Linked DNA regions of Mus musculus: region 2 is linked to region 1. Evidence: chromatin loops called from intact Hi-C (ENCODE). Cell type or tissue: heart. All regions are shown on one strand. Each heading gives the region's core, and the rest is flanking DNA. Links, peaks and the distances in the headings are about the cores only. Region 1 holds the start of Gm39423 (a long non-coding RNA gene). Region 2 overlaps Pfkfb4 (6-phosphofructo-2-kinase/fructose-2,6-biphosphatase 4).

Region 1 (8,592 bases), core at 404-8,403:
GGTTATGTGAGGCTGGCTTCTACACAAAATGAGCGTGGTGAGGAAAGAGCATTAGGTGGTGAGTGGCGAGTGTCATTCCCTGGCAGCCTGTTCTTGAACGTCTGCGTGTGGGTGCTCAACTGTATCAACACTGGAGAGGCAGGAAGTTCGAGTTTTAGGCTATACTGAGACCATGCCTCAAACACCCTAGAAAACAACCCAGGCGACTGTTCTGTTTTCACCCTCACCAGTGAGACCTACAGTCAGCCTCACCACTATGTCTTTAGTCACTGAATTCCCATTGACTACCCTGCCCAAATGCTATCTGTGGTGACCAGATAAGTCTCCTCTGATTCTCTTGGTCCTGCCTTTCAGATCATCACTGCCCTGGAGGAGGATGGCACTGCCCAGAAGATGCAGCTGGGCTACCGGCTCCAGCAGATCGCCGCTGCTGTGGAAAACAAGGTCACGGATCTATAAGGACCAGGGAGTCTTTGCCTGCTGTTGTCTCTGTACCTCCTGGGCAGCCCTGGAATCTCAAGGGAGAGGCCACCACCTTCGTAGATGCCTGTAGTGACTGACAAGCAGAGTTTAATGAAAGGTGGCTCCCAGTCTCTTGGTGGCACCAGCTCATAGCCTCAGCCCCATTGGACCTGCCTTGTAGGCCTGGGACCTAGTGGTTCAGTGGGTAGTGCTAGGCCTGCCCCAAGCCTGGTGACTCTCTGACCTACTTCCTGGGTGACGCCAGCCTGCAGGGAGCTGGGGACTTAAGGTTTCCAGAGAATGTCTGGTAGGCCCTCCAGGCCCCTGGGGAGACTGTACTGTTCTTGAGCACTGACCTATGTCCCATTGGGAATCACAGAGGAAGGAAGAGAACCCGCCCGCCCACTTCCTGTCTTCTTCATCCATCCTCCTTGACCTCAAGTTTCGCTTCCTTTGTCCTTGTTCCCTGTTGCCAATTCCCAGGAGAGAGAGAGGGGGGGGGGAGAGAGAGAGAGAGAGAGAGAGAGAAAGAGATGCATTTCTAGGCTGCTGCTGCCTCAGCAGGGTTGGTGCCTCAGGACCACCCTGTCTTCCAGGTGGCTGGTGGGGAGGGACAGCTGCTTCAGGGGAGCCTTGGGGAGAGCAGTGACCCATTGATGCTATAGCTCTTCATTAAAGGATAACACATGGTATGGACTCACCAGCCCCTCTGCTAAGATAGAACTGGCAGCTGCTGGGAGATGTGGGCATCGTGCTCTGAAGGGTCCCCTGACACCCACGGAAGGCCACCATGAGGTTGGCAAGCTCTCTCCGGCTCCTAGGTAGGGTCTGCCAGAGGCAACACTCCCCAGAAAGGAGAACTTAAAGCACAATAAGGCTCAGGGAGAGTTGGGGCCTGAGATGTGGGGTTCTGTCCCCCATCTTTAAGGGGTCCACCTTGATTGCAGGTCGTGGTAACTTTGCCATTCATGTTCCATGAATTTTTAAAAGAATTGGGGAAGTATGGCGTTATTAAAGGCGATTCCAGGCAGTGTGGGTCTCAGGTCCATGACCCTGTTTCTGGATTCCAGTTTCCACATTGCTGTCCATGTTAAGGTACCTGAGGCAGGAGCTCAGAGCTACTCACCTGCCTGTGTAGTAGCTACCTTGTGGTATTTTCCTGTTAGAAGCTACAAGTGAGCTTCAAGACCATGGTACTGTGGTGCACTTGGCAGCTGGCGGTTGAGAATGCCATTGGCTTCACCAGGCAAGGGTCGTGGCATCCTCAGAGAGCTCCACCTTGGCTCATGTGTATAGCCAGTGATCTGGCCAACCTCAAGCTCTTCCCCAAGTGTTTGAAGACATGGGCTGATACAATTCCAAGAGTCCCTTCTTGCTGTCTTTTAGAATCTTTGTCTTCAAGATCGCAGGAGCCATTTTGGTTTTCATGCCAGGGGTAATCACAGTGACTATTTCTGTCAGATCCCATCTTCCCCATGCCTGCCAGATGTGGGGAACCACAGTCACAGACGGCCAGCAGTCAGGCCCTCTTTTGGGAGCATGTGAACTTTAGTACTAATGATAGTTGTCTTAGTTCAGATTTTATCCTCACGCAGAATGGTTTTGCCTCCCCCAGTGGCTACTCCGACCAACTATGTTGTTGACAGTCTCAGAGAACAGGGCTGACAGGGGGAATGAGGTCTTGGCTAGACTTCAGACAGATACAGGAAGGGAGGCACCTTTTAAGTCAACATGGCAGGGATGGTGACAGAGACACACCTCTGCTCCAGGCTTGAGCTTCTGCAGTCTTTGGGAGTCCTCTGAGGCGGTAAGGGTTCCTGCAGAGGAAGGCCGTGTACCTGCGTGCTTGGGCGTGTGCTCATGGGATGGGCGAGTATGGAACGTGCTCTGAGTCACTCCTGTCTCACCCTCACAGAACACTGTGATAGAAGATGTCATGAAAATAAAAATGTTACCACTTCAGAGAGGAAGCTAAGTCTTCACTCGATTGCCACGGCTGAGGGTGGCAAGGCCAGTGCCAACAGGACTTGGCGGTGGCTCACCTGGGGCCCGGCCAGTTTCAATATAGACTGTTTGTAATACAGTTTGCTCAGTCTCTCCCCCTTTTCACTCTCACTTTGCAAAGGTATGCCCTCATTGTTTCCCACAAAGTGTGATAGTGTGCTAAGGTCCCACGTTTCTCATCCCCCCGCCACTTTAAACGCTGGGTGACTGTCCAGATGATTAGATACGTATGAATCCCAGCGCTCGGGAGGCAGAGGCAGAGGCAGGCGGATTTCTGAGTTTGAGGCCAGCCTGGTCTACAGAGTGAGTTCCAGGACAGCTGGGGCTACACAGAGAAAAAACAAAAAAACAAAACAAAAAAAATTCTTTATGAGACAGGGATTCTATTTCTCCCTGGCTGGCCTGAAGCTTGCTGTGTAGACCAGCCTGACACTGAACTCACAGCGCTCTGTCTCCTGAGCTTTGGAACTAAAGGTGTGCGTCACCACACCCAGCACACTGTATAGTGTTTTTTTTTTTTTTTAAAGGAAGGAAATATATATTAAGGTTTGTTTATTTTATGTGAGTACAGTGTCTTCAGACACACCCAAAGAAGGTTGGATCCCATTACAGATGGTTGTGAGCCACCATGTGGTTGCTGGGAATTGAACTCAGGACCTCTGGAAGAGCAGCCAGTGCTCGGAACCGCTGAGCTGACTCTCCAGCCCTCATTGTTGTTTTAAATGGAAGAAGGGTGTCTGTGGCTGTTACAGCTGTGCTATGCTGATTAGCTCTGCGATCGCTTTGGAAGACACTTGGAACCCTGGCAATGGGCAACAACACCCTAGGGGCCTGCTGACTGAGGCTCAGAGGGACTGGGCTACCCTGGGGCACAGCACGGCAGAGGTCTGTCTTGTCTTCTGTTGGCAGTAAGGCCTACAGTATCTGCATTGCCAGGCTCCTGTAGGATAACACGGTAAAAAGCACACATGCAAACAAACCACCTCGGCCACCTAAAGCACGGGTCCACGGCTTCATCCCTTTTCAGAGACCCTGTCTCAAACATACAGGGCCGGAAAGACAGCTCAGTGGCTAGAAAGCATTTGCTCCTCCATGGGACCTGAGTTCAGTTCTCAGGCACCCGCATCTAGTGGCTCACAACTGTAATTCCATTTCTGGGGCATGTGATGCCTTCTGGCCTCTGTGGGCACTTGACTCCTGTATACCTACTCTCCCGTGCTACGAATGTACGTGATTACAAGTCTATACAAATTCTTAAATCTATATGTAGACTTTTCAAGAAAGGGTCTCTGCTGGCTTTTACAGTAATCTTCCTGCTTCAGCCTCTCAAATGCTGAGATTACAGCTCCATGCCACCAGGCCTAGCTGGATCTGTTTCCTGCTCAGCAGTTAAGAGCACTGGATATTCTTACAAAGGATCCATGTTTTATTCCCATCACACATATGATACACATCTACGTGTGATAGTTCTACTATGTGATAGTTCACAACTATGTACCACTCCAAGCCCAGGAGATCCAATATGCTCTTTGGGCCTCTGTGGCACATACATGATGCACACACATGAAGGCAAAACATTAATTTTTGTTTGTTTCTGTTTTTTGAGACAGGGTTTCTCTGTGTAGCCCTGGCTGTCCTGGAACTTGCCACATAAACCAGCCTGGCCTCAAACTCACATATCTACCTGCCTCTGCCTCCTCAGTGCTGAGATCAAAGGCACAAGCACTGCTCAGCTCATTAACTTGTAAAAAGTTTTCTGTCCTTGCTAGGCACGGTGGTGCCCACCTGTAATCTGAGTACCTGGGAGGCCAGGGTGGGAGGATCACTGGAAGTTCAAGGCCAGCTTGGTCTACACAGTGAATTCCAGGCCCCCAAGGGTAAAGAGAGAGAATTTCTCAACAAAATCTTAAGGATGATAGATTATGAAGGGTATCAGTGTGATGTTTGAAAGGAAATGTCTTGGCTGCAAGTGCAAGGATTATCCAGCTGACCTGTTCCTGTGACTATGTATTCCAGAGAATCTGCCAGTACAGGGATGCACTGTCCTCCTGCTGGTGCCTGGCTGCTTCTTTTTTTTTTTTTTTTTTTAATTAGGTATTTATTTCATTTACATTTCCAATGTTATCCCAAAAGTCCCTCACACGCTCCCCTACCCACTCCCCCACCCACCCACCCACTCCCACTTCTTGGCCCTGGCGTTCCCCTATACTGAGGTATATAAAGTTTGCATGACCAATGGGCCTCTTTTTCCACTGATGGCTGACTAGGCTATTTTCTGATACATATGCAGCTAGAGACACGAGCTCCGGGGGGCGAGGGGTTGGGGGGTGGCGGGGGGTACTGGTTAGTTCATATTGTTGTTCCACCTATAGGGTTGCAGATCCCTTTAGCTCCTTGGTTACTTTCTCTAGCTCCTCCATTGGGGGCCCTGTGGTCCATCCAATAGCTGACTGTGAGCATCCACTTCTGTGTTTGCTAGGCCCCGGCATTTTCACAAGAGACAGCTATATCTAGGTCCTTTCAGCAAAATCTTGCTAGTGTATGCAATGGTGTCAGCGTTTGGAAGCTGATTATGGGATGGATCCCTGGATATGGCAGTCTCTAGATGGTCCATCCTTTTGTCTCAGCTCCAAACTTTGTCTCTGTAACTCCTTCCATGGGTGTTTTGTTCCCAATTCTAAGAAGGGGCAAAGTGTCCACACTTTGGTCTTCATTCTTGAGTTTCATGTGTTTAGCAAATTGTATCTTATATCTTGGTGCCTGGCTTCTTACTGCCATCTTCTGGCCACAGTGTGGAACTAATGCTCCTGAAATCAAAAGGATTTACCTATCTCCCGACATATTTTGAGTCCCCCTCACCCATATTAGGACTACAACTATCTAACTCCAGCTTCTGGAGATGTGAGGCCTCTGGCCTCTGTGAGCACCTGATGCAGACACATCTATGCATAATTGAAAAATATAATGGACTGTAGTGCTGAAGCTTAGCTCTCAAATCTGGGTTGAGCGTGAGCTACATTTAAAGACAGAAAATGATAGTGTAACAGTGAGTGACTAGTAGGAAAACCATTGTAGGTGTTCCCAACAGTGCTGGTAATTGCAAAGTGTTGTAAGGGTGGGAGTTTTCCAGAGGCCAGTTGCCTGCAAGACAGGCCACAGTTCGTAGAGCCGGCAGTACTTACTATGGCTGTAGGGGTCAGGGAAGCTGACACCCTGCCCTCAGCTCAGGCTTGTGATTTGGTAGATCAGTGGTGCCAGGTGACCTTGCTGCCACAGTGAGCATTTGCACCAGGAGGATTGAGACCTCTCTTATGGAGCCTTATTCACCCCAGGCTTGACAGCCGACTCCCTAGACACAAGGCCCAAGCCCTGGATCGCAGAGTGACCAGAGCCCTGCAATGGTAGGAGACCTGGATTCCAATTCCACTCCCCTGAGTGGCTGGGTGTCTTCAGGGAAGACAGACATCATTCTGGCACACAGCAGGGGCCATTCTTGTTGGCTGTTACATCTTAAGCTGGCATCTGGAAAGATATAATGGGAAAACAGGAAGTACTGGGTTGGCCCAGGTCCAGGCAGGGCTCTGATGCCGTATACCAGGAACGAGGAGGTTGTCCAGAGCCCTACTTAACAGATGACGGGCATTAGGGAAGCCAGTGGGTGGGATATGAATTAGAGCTGTCATCACTCCAGATCTCAACGTTTCAGAGATGGAGCTGCTCCACCAGCCTTGAGCTTGATGGGACAAGGGCAGGCAGCTGGGATGCTGGAAGACTGCCACTGAAGGAGGGATGGCACCTAGGCACTGCACCTTAGGAGGGAGGTGGCTAAGAGAAGGGGATGCTGGGAAATAACGACCCAGGCTGCTCTTCCCACTGGCCAGACTTTCAGTTTTTCTCTTTCAATATTTCCTGTAAGCGCCAGTGTTGGAAAGTCTTCCTGTCATCAAGGTCAGCTCTACAATACCAAGGAGGGTGGAAAGCAAATGGTGCAACAACCTGAGCACCTACTATGCTCCCTCTCACACCCACCCATAAGTGTCTAGCAGGATTTCTATGCAAGGCCATGGTTCCAGCCATAGCAAGAATTGGCTCCAAGCATCCTGGCTTCCAGGTCCCTCCCTTCCCCTCATCCCTGGCTCTTGGGAGGAGCCACGCATTGTACCAGGAGAACCGGGGACATTTCAGCTTTCAGGCTAGTAGTGACTCAATGCCATCTCTCCAGGTTGGGATCCAAGTGCAACACCAAGCTTCAGGCTGTGGAAGACAAGTTCTCCGTCTATAGCTTCATATCAGGGCCAAAGAATTCAGTCAGAACATGGCATAGACTCTCCAGAGATGCAAAAGCCAGCATACCTGCATGCCTCACACCCATGGAGGTACATGTCCCATGCAGAGTGACACTTCCTCCCAGTCCAGCCCAAGTTCCTCTTTGTGTTCAAATGTAATGGCACATGTATGTGTGATGTGGGCATGCAGGCTTGGGTCACACAGAAACTCTGCCCATGGAGGAAGGGTGCCCTGGTCGAAAGCACCATCGACTAAGAGCATAAAAAGTGGGCTTTCACTCTGCAGTGGCCACACTGAGAGAACAGACTTCTCACTGTCTGCTTCCTCTCATATAAGTCATTTCCTAACTACTCACCAGAGAAGTCACCTTAGGAAAGCTGTTGGATGAGCGGGGCCCTGCTGACCTGCTGGCTCTCCATGCCCAGAGGCCAGGCCTGCTGGGTGATCCACTCCACACAGGGTTCTTGGAAGATGAGGAGAAGGCAAAGGGAAGAGAGCAGAAGCTGTAAGTTCCACACTGGCCCCTCCTAAGGTGGAAGGTGGTGATGGAAGGGCAGAAACTGGGAGCCATAGGACCTGGGTCCTTGGTGAAACTCAGTGTCCCTATAACAAACTACATATGGAGCTCTTCTGCCATTAGGCCTCTATATCGTAAGCTTATTTTAAAACCAAAACAGAACATTAAAATCCAGTCTCTCTCTTCTCTGCCTCCTCTCTCTGTCTCTGTCTTTCCCTCTCCCTCTCCCTCAGCCTCTCTCCTCTCTTCATATTAAACTCCACCTGACCTTTTTGTTCCATAGTAATTAGGTGAAGTGTGTGTGTGGGTTGGGGTTGGTTGGTTGGTTGTTGATTTTTTTTTTTTTTTGAGACAGGATTTCTCTGTGTAGCCCTGCTGTCCTGGAACTCACTCTGTACACCAGGCTGGCCTCAGACTCAGAGATCTGTCGGCCTCTGCTTGGACTAAAGGTGAACACAGCACCATTTTTTTAAAAAAAAAAAATCTCTGTTTGCTGATCAATAACAGCGCTCTGGACAGCACCTGAGCTTGCCTGCCCATTGTGTGATATGCCAGGAACTATGGCCACCTCATCAGTAAGGATAACCCCAAACAACAACCATTGTGACAAGAATAATCACTGTTTTATCTTGAGATCTGAAGAACTGAAAAACATGTGACCAGTGATGAGGGTCACATCTGCATACCTGGCCACTGACTTCACACATGGGAAGGCACCGCCCACCCTGTCTCCAGTCACCTGTTTCTAGAAAATAATTGGCTTCCTGGAAGCATTGTCCTCTCACTGGCCATTTTGTGACCAGCTGGCTCATCAATTAATACAATTCTTTGTCATTCATCATCTTGGCCCTTGCCTGGTTGGCTCTGTCAGGCTCTAGGCAGAACATGTCACAGCACAGAGCAAGCTCAGGTGCTGTCCAGAGCGCTGTTATTGATCAGCAAACAGAGATTTTTTTAAAAAAAATGGTGCTGTGTTCACAGTGTCACAGTGCATCTGTGGTCAGAGGAAAACTCGAGGGAATCAGTTCTCTTCTACCTTGTGGGTCCTAGAGCTCAAAAAGGGACACAGCATCTTGCTTTCTATTAAATGGCTTCCTACGTGGGACTTTTTTGCACAGTGTCAAGGCAGCTCAATAAAATGGTTGGCTTTTATTCACTTGTACAACTCTGCTTTTGACTCTGGGCCCAGCCAAGAGAACTGTAGGCTGCCCCAAGCAAACTCACACAGCCTTTCCAGCACAGACAGACCAAGGTCAGCACAGGTCTTAGACCAGTTACCCAAGTCTCATCATTTGCTGTGGGGAGAAGCATTTGCTAAGTGC
Region 2 (8,592 bases), core at 448-8,447, 120 kb before region 1:
TTTTTGAGGATGTAGTAGACTGGGCTAGTGTTGACCTTGTGTTCTCTTGCCTCTGTCTGTCTGCTGGCCTGCCTGTCCGTCCGTCTTCCTTTGTTTCTTTCTTTTTAAGTTTCCTAGGTTTTATTTACTTATTTTATGTGTTTGAGTATTTTGCTTTCATGTAGGTCTGTGAACTGTGTGTGTGCCTAATGTCCGTAGAGGTCAGAAGGCAGCACCAGATCCCTTGGAACTAGAGTTCTGGACCCTTGTGCTCCTCTGTGGGTGCTGGGAACCAAACCCTGGTCCTCTGCAAGAGCAAGAGCTTTGTTGTTGAAAGACAGCGTTTCTCTGTGTAGCCCTGGCTGGCCTGGAACTCTCTCTGTAGACCAGGCTGGCCTTGAACTCACAGAGATGCGCCTGCCTCTGCCCCCAGAGTGCTGGGATTAAAGAGACGTGTGCCTCAACACCAGGCTAAGAAGAAGCGGTTTTAACTACTGAGCTATCTCTGCAGCCCCGAGTCTTGTTTTCTGATGGCTTCTTTTAGTGACTTGAGATGTGACAGGATTTGTGTGTATGCACAGGGCACCTGGAGAGTCAACTTCTGTCCCCTGAGTGGGACTGTCATGTGATGTTGCTTAATTTTGAAGAGTTCTTCCTTCCTCAGTGTGGTCAAGATGCGGGAAACAGGTGTAGTCAATTCAGGTGTCTACCTGGAATTCACTCCAGGGACTGTGGCTGTGCCTTTGGCAGAAGTGCCTGGAAGTAGGTGGGCAGGTATAAGCTCTCCATTGCCACAGATGTCTCAGGCCTCTAGGCTCCGAGGCTCTGTGGCCTTCAGTAAATATATGGAAAAAGTAAGCAGAGAGGGCTGAGTTGACAGGAAGTCTTCTGACTTCCTTCTTTCTGTGTGTGGTGTTATGTGCTGGCTACCAGATGTTGGAGTCCTTATGGGCCCAGGGCTAGCGTCTGACTGCAGACCCCACCTTTTCTCACTTTTCTCAAGGTCTGCAGTGTCCCCCCTGGTTCTGCCCTGTGTATAATAATTTCTTCCCTCGAGGGCCTATCTCCACATCTTGCTGTTGTAGGCAGGGCTGCCACGAATGCTCTTGAACTTTGGTTTGCTTTGTTTCTTTGCTGGGAAGCTTATCTTAAGGAGCAGAGGTGATCACCAATTTATTGCCTTGTTTTGTGCCCAGATCCAATCTGCTGCCCTGACTGCCCACCTTGTGGGTTGATGGGAGAGGGGAACAGGGGCACTGTCACCAGAGACTGTGGGAGGAGGCCCAGGTCTACTCTGGAAAAATAGATGTCGTGCTGTCTAGTTTTTATGTCAGCTTGACACAAGCTATAGTCATCTGAGAGGAGGGAGCCGCAACTGAGAAAATGCCTCTGGAAAATCAGGCTGCAGGCAAGCCTGTAGGGCATTTTGTTAATTAGTAATTGATGGGGGAGGGCTCAGCCCATTGTGGGTGGGGCTATCCCAGGGCTGGTGGTCCCGGCTGCTATAAGAAAGCAGGCTGAGCTGGCCATGATGAGCAAGCCAGTGAACAGCACCCTCCGAGGCCTCTGCGTCAGCTCCTGCCTCCAGGTGCCTGCTATGTTTGAGTTCCTGTCCTGACTTCTTTCAGTGATGAACAGTGATATGGAAGTGTCAGTCAGATAAACTCTTTCCTCCCAAGTTGCTTTTAGTCACGGTGTTTCATCGCAACAACAGAAACTCTAGGACAGGTGTGAAGATTAGATACAGTGCCTCAGTACTGCCCCTGAGGGAGCAGTAGTGTGTATGTGTGTGTAGGTGTCCATCGGTAGGGACAGGCGGATGGATTGCCCCTGATATACTCTCTTTAAATTGCTTCAGCACTCCTTGTCAGCCTGGGCAGGAATTGTGCAAATAACAGACTCCAGAAGTCTGCTGGGCCTGAGGAGGAGGCAGGGCCTTGCTTAACTCCGTTGGTTTCTTCTAACCTTAGCCAATACTGAGGTTACTCTGCAAGTGTCCTCCCTTTTGCTTCAGCCCACGTCTCCTTCCCGCCCCCCCGGGGGTTCCATGTCTGGATCATGCACAGGAATGATGCCGCCCACATCCCTTGACCTGAGTGTCGTTGGGGCTGAAGTTCGCTTGTGTCCATAGTCCAGGATGCTGCTGGAGCAAGGCGAAGGGCGCAGCTTCCCAGGCAAGCTCCAGCTTTTCCTTGGGGAAAGTGCTAAATCATGCTGTGAGGGCAAGACTTAGAGTTGCCAGAAGGTGCCAGACTCAAAACAGGGATGGAAGCTTGCCTGATTGCTGACACCAGGTAGAGCTGTCCCTGAGCTCTGTGCTCTAGAGAGACAGCTAAGGGGGTTCTTTATAGTCTGGCAAAGGAGGGCAACTAAGTGGACAGAGGAGAGGCAGGGACAGCTCACCACATCTGCTTAGCAGTCTGTCCCCTATGGGCTTTTTGGTTTGGTTTGGTTTGGTTTGGTTTAATAGCCCTGGCTGTCCTGGAACTCGCTCTGTAGACCAGGCTGACCTCAAACTCAGAAAGATCTTCCTGCTTCTGTCTCCCAAGTGCTGTGTGATTAAGGGAATGAGCCACCACCGCCCAACCATCTCCTCTGGTTTTACTGTCCCTGGTCCTATGGGTGATGAAAAAGAAGGCTCCTGTGACTAGGATGGGGTCACATTTGGTCACTTTGGAAGCTGAGTTGAGTCACAAGCTCTCCTGCTGCTTGGTCATCAGTCCCAGGCAGCTGAAGCGCAGGGACGCTGTGAACAGGTCTTTCCCTGCCTCCAGCCTTGGCAACTTCTCTGATTGACATCCCGACTTGGTAGCATGTAAAATGGAGATGAGCAGACTATTAAGAGGATTGTCATTGTTGGGCCTCTGCTTCAGTCCCATGTGACCCTCACCTTGATGTACTTCTTGTCTCCCTGCTCCTAGTTACTGCACATCGGTGCTGGGCCAGGGCCATGGGTGGCTGGGGCACTGCAGGGATAGTGTGGTTAAATCCTTCCCTGGGGGAGATTCAAACAAGCTCTACCCCTCTTCCTAATGTCCCAGTGGCCTTCGGAGGCACAGCTCCACAAGTTCAGTCTAAGCTGATGAGTTGACTGGACCTCCTTACAGAACATAGGTGAGGGGTCCTTACACACAGCAGGTGGTAGTGTGTAGCCGGATACTCCGGTGAGGGTCTCCCAACCCTGCTCACACTTCCACGAGGGGATATAAACAACAAACCTAGGCACAGCTGGTAGTTGCTTGGCTTGGTGGACAGTCACTAATAACGGCTACTCCAAGGAATCAGTCTAGAGTTGTAGTCATTAGTGAGGTGACCAAATAAGGGGTGAAAATGCCCCAGGTTCGTGTGCAGGTGCTCTTGGAAAAGGACAGGTTGAAGGGAGACTTTTTTTTTTTTTTTTCTGTTTTTGGTTTTTTGAGACAGGGTTTCTCTGTGATAGCCCTGGCTGTCCTAGAACTCACTTTGTAGACCAGGCTGGCCTCGAACTCAAAAATCCACCTGCCTCTGCCTCCCAAGTGCTGGGATTAAAGGCGTGCACCACCACTGCTTGGCTTGAAGGAGGAGACCAGGAGACCACGGTGGAACTGGCACATTGTTAAATGAGGTAGATGGAGATTAGGATATGGATTCCTGTGTGAGAGGGGCAGGCTTTGGCTCTGTCCTTTGGGCAATGGACAGCTCCCTAAGAATGTCCAATTGCTGGCCTGTGCCTTGTATACATACCGATGTGTGCTTTGTGATAGAGCGGCCGGTGAGGTTCCAGAGCCCATAGAGTCTTGGGAACAGAGCAAATGTCAGCCTAAGACTGGCTCTGGGGGTTCTTAGGGGGCTGTCTGATGCCAGGAAGCCAGGGACGTACAGCTGGTACCAATCCTGTGCCCAGAGGCTGATCCAACACGGTCGAGAGGGAGACTTAGTGATCCAACAGCCTGTGGCCATGTGCCTGAAACTAGCTGCTCTCCTTGTCGCTGTGACAACATACCTTAAGGAAGAAAATGTTTTTTCTGGCTCACAGTCAAGGGGACAGACCATCATGGCAAGGAAGTTGCGCGGCAGAAGCTTAAGGTGGCTGGCGACATGGCAGCCACGGTGAGGAAGCAGAGAGATGGATGAGCGCTGTTGCTCATCTTTCCTTGGTTTTTGTTTGCTTTCAGTCCAGGCCCCCTGCCCACATGCTGGCTGCCCACATTTAAGACAGGTTTTCCCTATCTCTGCTAACCTACTAGAAACTCCCTCATAGAAAAGCCCAGACACTTGTTTCCATGGTGACTGTAAATCCCACCAAGGTGACAATCCACATTAACTATCACAGTGCTGCTTGCCTTCCAGTCTGCATGACTAACTGTCCGACACTCATTGTCATGGTGGGCCTGCCAGCCCGGGGCAAGACCTACATTTCTAAGAAGCTGACGCGGTACCTCAACTGGATTGGCGTGCCTACTCGGGGTGAGGCTCCAAGGGGATCATGGGAGGACTGTGGAGGCAGGGAAAGAGAGAAGCCAGCCTGGGTGGTGGTCAGGACCCAGGGAAGAGTCCTGGGCAGGGATTGGTAGGGTTCCTGACCTGTCTCTCCTCCCCCCCAGAATTCAACGTTGGTCAGTATCGCCGGGACATAGTCAAGACGTACAAATCTTTTGAGTTTTTCCTCCCAGACAATGAAGAAGGCCTGAAAATCAGGAAGTAAGTGTGGTGAGGGTGGGGGAGGAGTGAGGGTGGGGCATTGCCCTAGAGAAGGCTTGGTTAAGTTACAACCCATTTGCTAAGAAGTTCCTCCTCTCTCAAACTCTGAATGCTCCTGAGCTGCAGTTACTCAGTGCAGTGACTGCCTGCTGGGGCTGGCTCGGTGCCGGGGCTGGCTCGATGCTGTGTGACAGGGCCTGGAACCTCAGAGCCGAGTCCTGCTGCCATCTCTGGAATGCTAGGATTAAAGTGTGTGCCACCATGCCCAGCTGTAGGTCTGGCTTCTTAACCTCTCAGGTTGTAGAGAGTTTGGCATATAATGGGTTTAGGGAGAAATTGTGTGTAGCCTCCTGATGGCTGTCCCTTCCCTGCCCCAGTGTTAAGGACCTTTGGTAAGGACATTCTATGGGAAGGAAGGGGCTTCAGGGAAAGGCGAGGCTTACCCAGGACGTGTCTGGGACCATCGCATGACATGGAGGTCCTGTTTGTCTACTCCAGGCTACCCTAGAAGATGCATATTATTATTTCTTTTCTGTCCCAAGATGGGCACTCTCACCAGTACTGGAGTATGTTTGTCCTATGCTTGGCATGTTCTTGGCATGTGCTTGGCATGTTCTTGGCATGTGCCAGCCAGGCCTTGGGTTTAGTCTAACATGGCTTGGATGCTGTGGAATGAGTAGTTGACACTCACGATCTCTGTCCCCCTCCCAATTAAGGCGTAATGTTTTGAAGAGTGATGAAATGTCCTTATTGGAAGGGCTGGTGGGATGCTCGTAGAGTTGTGTCCTGCTGGGCATGACTGTGCATACTTTTCATCCTATCACTTGGGAGACAGATGCAGACAGATCTCTCTGAGTTCAGGGACAGCCTGGTCTGTATAGTGAGTTCCAGATAGCCAGGGCTACATAGTGAGACCCGTCTCTAAATAACAACAGAAATAAGCCTTGTTCTATCTTCATGTCTGCTGCTGTGGTAAGACACTAGACAAAAGCATAAGAGAGAGCATAGGGGAGAAAGGTGGGTTTGGTTTACTGGTTCAGACTGCAGTCCACCGAGAGAGGTCAAGGCGGGACTCAGAAGCAGCTGGTCACACCCGCAGCTCAAAACAGAGAGGTGATAAGTGTGTGCCTGCCTGCCTGCCCAGCTTGCTCTTCACTCTTAAATACGGTTCAGGGACCAGGTCACCATAGGGTGTCACCCACATGGTCAAGGCAGGTTTTCCCACTTCAGTTAACCTAATAAAAAAAAAAGAAGAAGAAAAAAGAAATCAAAGGTTGGAGAGATGGCTCAGTGGATAAGAACACTGCTCTACCACAGGACCTAGGTTCAATTCCCAGCACCCACACAGCAGCTCATAACTGTCTGTAAGTCCAGTTCTAGGGGACCTGAAACCCTCACACAGACTTAAAATACAAACAAAACACTAGTGCACATAAAAATAAATATTTTTTTAAAATCCCTCATAGACATGCCCACAGGCCCACCTGATGCGGACAGTTTGTCATGGAGAGTTTTTCCAGGTGACTCTAAGGCTGTGTCAGCTTGACAGTCACTTACCACCACAAGCCCCTTGTCAGCTGTGGTGGCAGACTTGCCTCTGCATCTTGGTAGGACAGTAGTAGTGACTTTCTCAAATCAAGTCCAGCCTCGCAGTTCTGACCTGGAGCTGTGCACTAGGCTACTACCTATTCTCCCTATGGCCACCAGGGGGCAGGCGCACCCCACTGTGTACTTAAATCTGCTTCCTCTGCTCTTGAGTCATAGGGGTGAGACAGGGAAATCACCCAGAAGGGGTCTGACATTTAGGTAAGACTGGAGGCTAGGAGATGTATTGATGTTTGGATCTACTGCATGCTTGGTGGCTGATATCCGTTGTCCCCATTTTATAGGCAAGGAAACTGAGGCTCACAAAGTCCAAGAGTCTCATATACTCTGTACAGGTTTCTTCACATTTGAAGTAACTGTTGAGTTTGGAGGTCCGTGCCTACAGTGCCAGCAGTTAGGGGGTGAAGGCAGGAGGGTCAGGTTTAAGGTTAGCAATCCATTACATACTTCAAGGCCAGCTTGGGCAGCATGAGGCCATGTCTGAAAAGACCCAAAACCAATCAATTAAACAAAACAACAACAACAACAACTTCCCATCATCCACTCACCTAAATATCTCATGGCTAATAGGTCAACATCTCAGGTGCAAAATCTAAAGCATTGCCAAGGCGTAGGCCCCGTTTGCTCAGTGGTGGTGCCTTCCCAGGTGTGCATCTGAGCTTAGGATGGGTTAACACTGTTTGGGGCCATTCAGTCTGAATTAGAGGAGTAGCGTGTGGGGATGTAGTGTTTGTGGTGTCGGTATCCCCAGCTGCCAGCGGTTTCCCTGGGGCTCCTGAGAGGCCAGCATGTGGGGAGTAATTCAGATGAGAAACCCAGACAGAGAGGTGGGAGGAACTAACCCGAGGTCACCTGCAGGGACACAGGAGCCTCTGGCAGAGGATGGGACAGACAGTCCTGTTGTTTTTGTTCTACACCTAAAGCCTGAATCTAGCCACTGGGCCACAGGGCCAATTTCCACGGACCATCCCAGTTTTTCTTCTAAGGAGTTGGAAAAAAAAAAAGGACCAGAAGTAGTTTTTATTTTGCTCTGGCTTTTCCTTTGTTGTTGTTTGCAGTACCAGGGATTGAACCAGGGCCTTTTTGATAGATTGGCTTCACCTTCAGGCCAGGCAGAAGGAATTTTTGTTCTGTTTTGTTTTGAGATCGATGCCACACAGGAGCTCAGGCTGGCCTTGAACCTACTACATAGCCACGAATGACTTTGAACTTCCGACTCTCTTGTCTCCACCTTCCAAGCGCTGGGATTACAGGCATTTGCCACGGGGGTGGGGGCGGGGAGCACACCAGAAGTCTTAAAAATGGGAAGTCTGAGAAGGAGAAGAAAGGGGCGATTTTCTATCCGCACACCCACTGTCGAGGTCTCAAAAGCTACATAACATTCAAATATACAAAATCACGTAAGACAAAGGTGTAAACAAGTTTGTGCTGGCTCATATATGCATCTATACAGGCACATGTATGTACACACACCCCACCAGGCACATTCCTATCCTGTTTTCTTACCGTACATGAGCTCCCTGTGTATACCATGGACATATAACCTCATGCGTATACTTTATATGCACATATCTACATACACATGAGACTATATACCATATGCGCACATGGGCATGTTCACATACATGCACAACCCCTGAGCACATATGGCCACACTGTCTGTGAGAGTGTGTACGCACACGTGGGAATCTTCACTTGGGCTCATTTTTGAGGGTGTGATACTGAGTCGTACACACGTGCTCAGCCTTTGTTTACATCTGCACACCAAGCACACTTGGACCCTAAGACTCCCTTCAGGTTTGCCGACTTCCCAGGACTCACGGCTAAGGTCCACTACAGCAAACTGACAGAAAGGGAAGGCTCATGGCGTGAAGTCCACAGGAACCAGCATGGAAGCTGTCTCCTTGGAGTCCCACAGGATCTCTCAGTTCATCCAGCAAGAGTCCAGGGGGCTCTCACACACGCCGGCACACTTGCAAACCCATACATGGGTACAGTACATTCATGCCCACACAGAGACATGCAAGCACAAGTGTATGTGTACACTCATACATGAGTGTGCACGCAGGCCCCTAAGATGTTCTCCTGGCATTTTCTTTGAGGCCCTGGGATTCCTCCTCCACAGTAGATCCACAGTCAGAACAGCTGCCAAGCTTAGCCCAGAACATACTGACCTGCAGGCTGGTCGGAAAATGGGCCAGCAGTGCTCGTTTTCTAGACGCAGAATTCAGACATTTTGGCAAAACACTTTTTTAAAAAATGTTTTTTATCCTTTATTTTATATGTGTGAGTGTTGTGACTTCATGTGCTCTACATACATGCCTGGTG

What was found. Peaks named below come from ENCODE experiments on the same cell type or tissue, not always from the same donor. Only the 100,000 strongest peaks of a DNase experiment are listed, where the experiment ranks them.
Region 2: a loop joins it to region 1, with 7 times the contacts of the local background. A loop is called at or near these places in 32 of 42 quality-filtered maps.

Annotation. Positions count from the first base shown.
Region 1 is chr9:109,117,486-109,126,077 of GRCm38, forward strand. It overlaps Plxnb1 (plexin B1), which reads left to right. Exons shown (of 38, transcript NM_172775.2): 38 at 355-2,430. The coding sequence ends at 459. Gm39423 (a long non-coding RNA gene) reads left to right here and starts at 5,152. Exons shown (of 2, transcript XR_871266.1): 1 at 5,152-6,842; 2 at 7,112-8,422. In heart, for the core only: a CTCF peak has its summit at 5,262 (motif pointing left); DNase peaks (open chromatin) are centred at 796 and 6,026; H3K27me3 peaks cover 340 bases.
Region 2 is chr9:108,994,551-109,003,142 of GRCm38, forward strand. It overlaps Pfkfb4 (6-phosphofructo-2-kinase/fructose-2,6-biphosphatase 4), which reads left to right. Exons shown (of 14, transcript NM_173019.5): 2 at 4,309-4,425; 3 at 4,563-4,659. Among named protein-coding and RNA genes, the nearest start is that of Pfkfb4, 6.9 kb to the left of the region's middle. In heart, for the core only: no CTCF peak of the experiment used is centred there; DNase peaks (open chromatin) are centred at 4,531 and 6,361.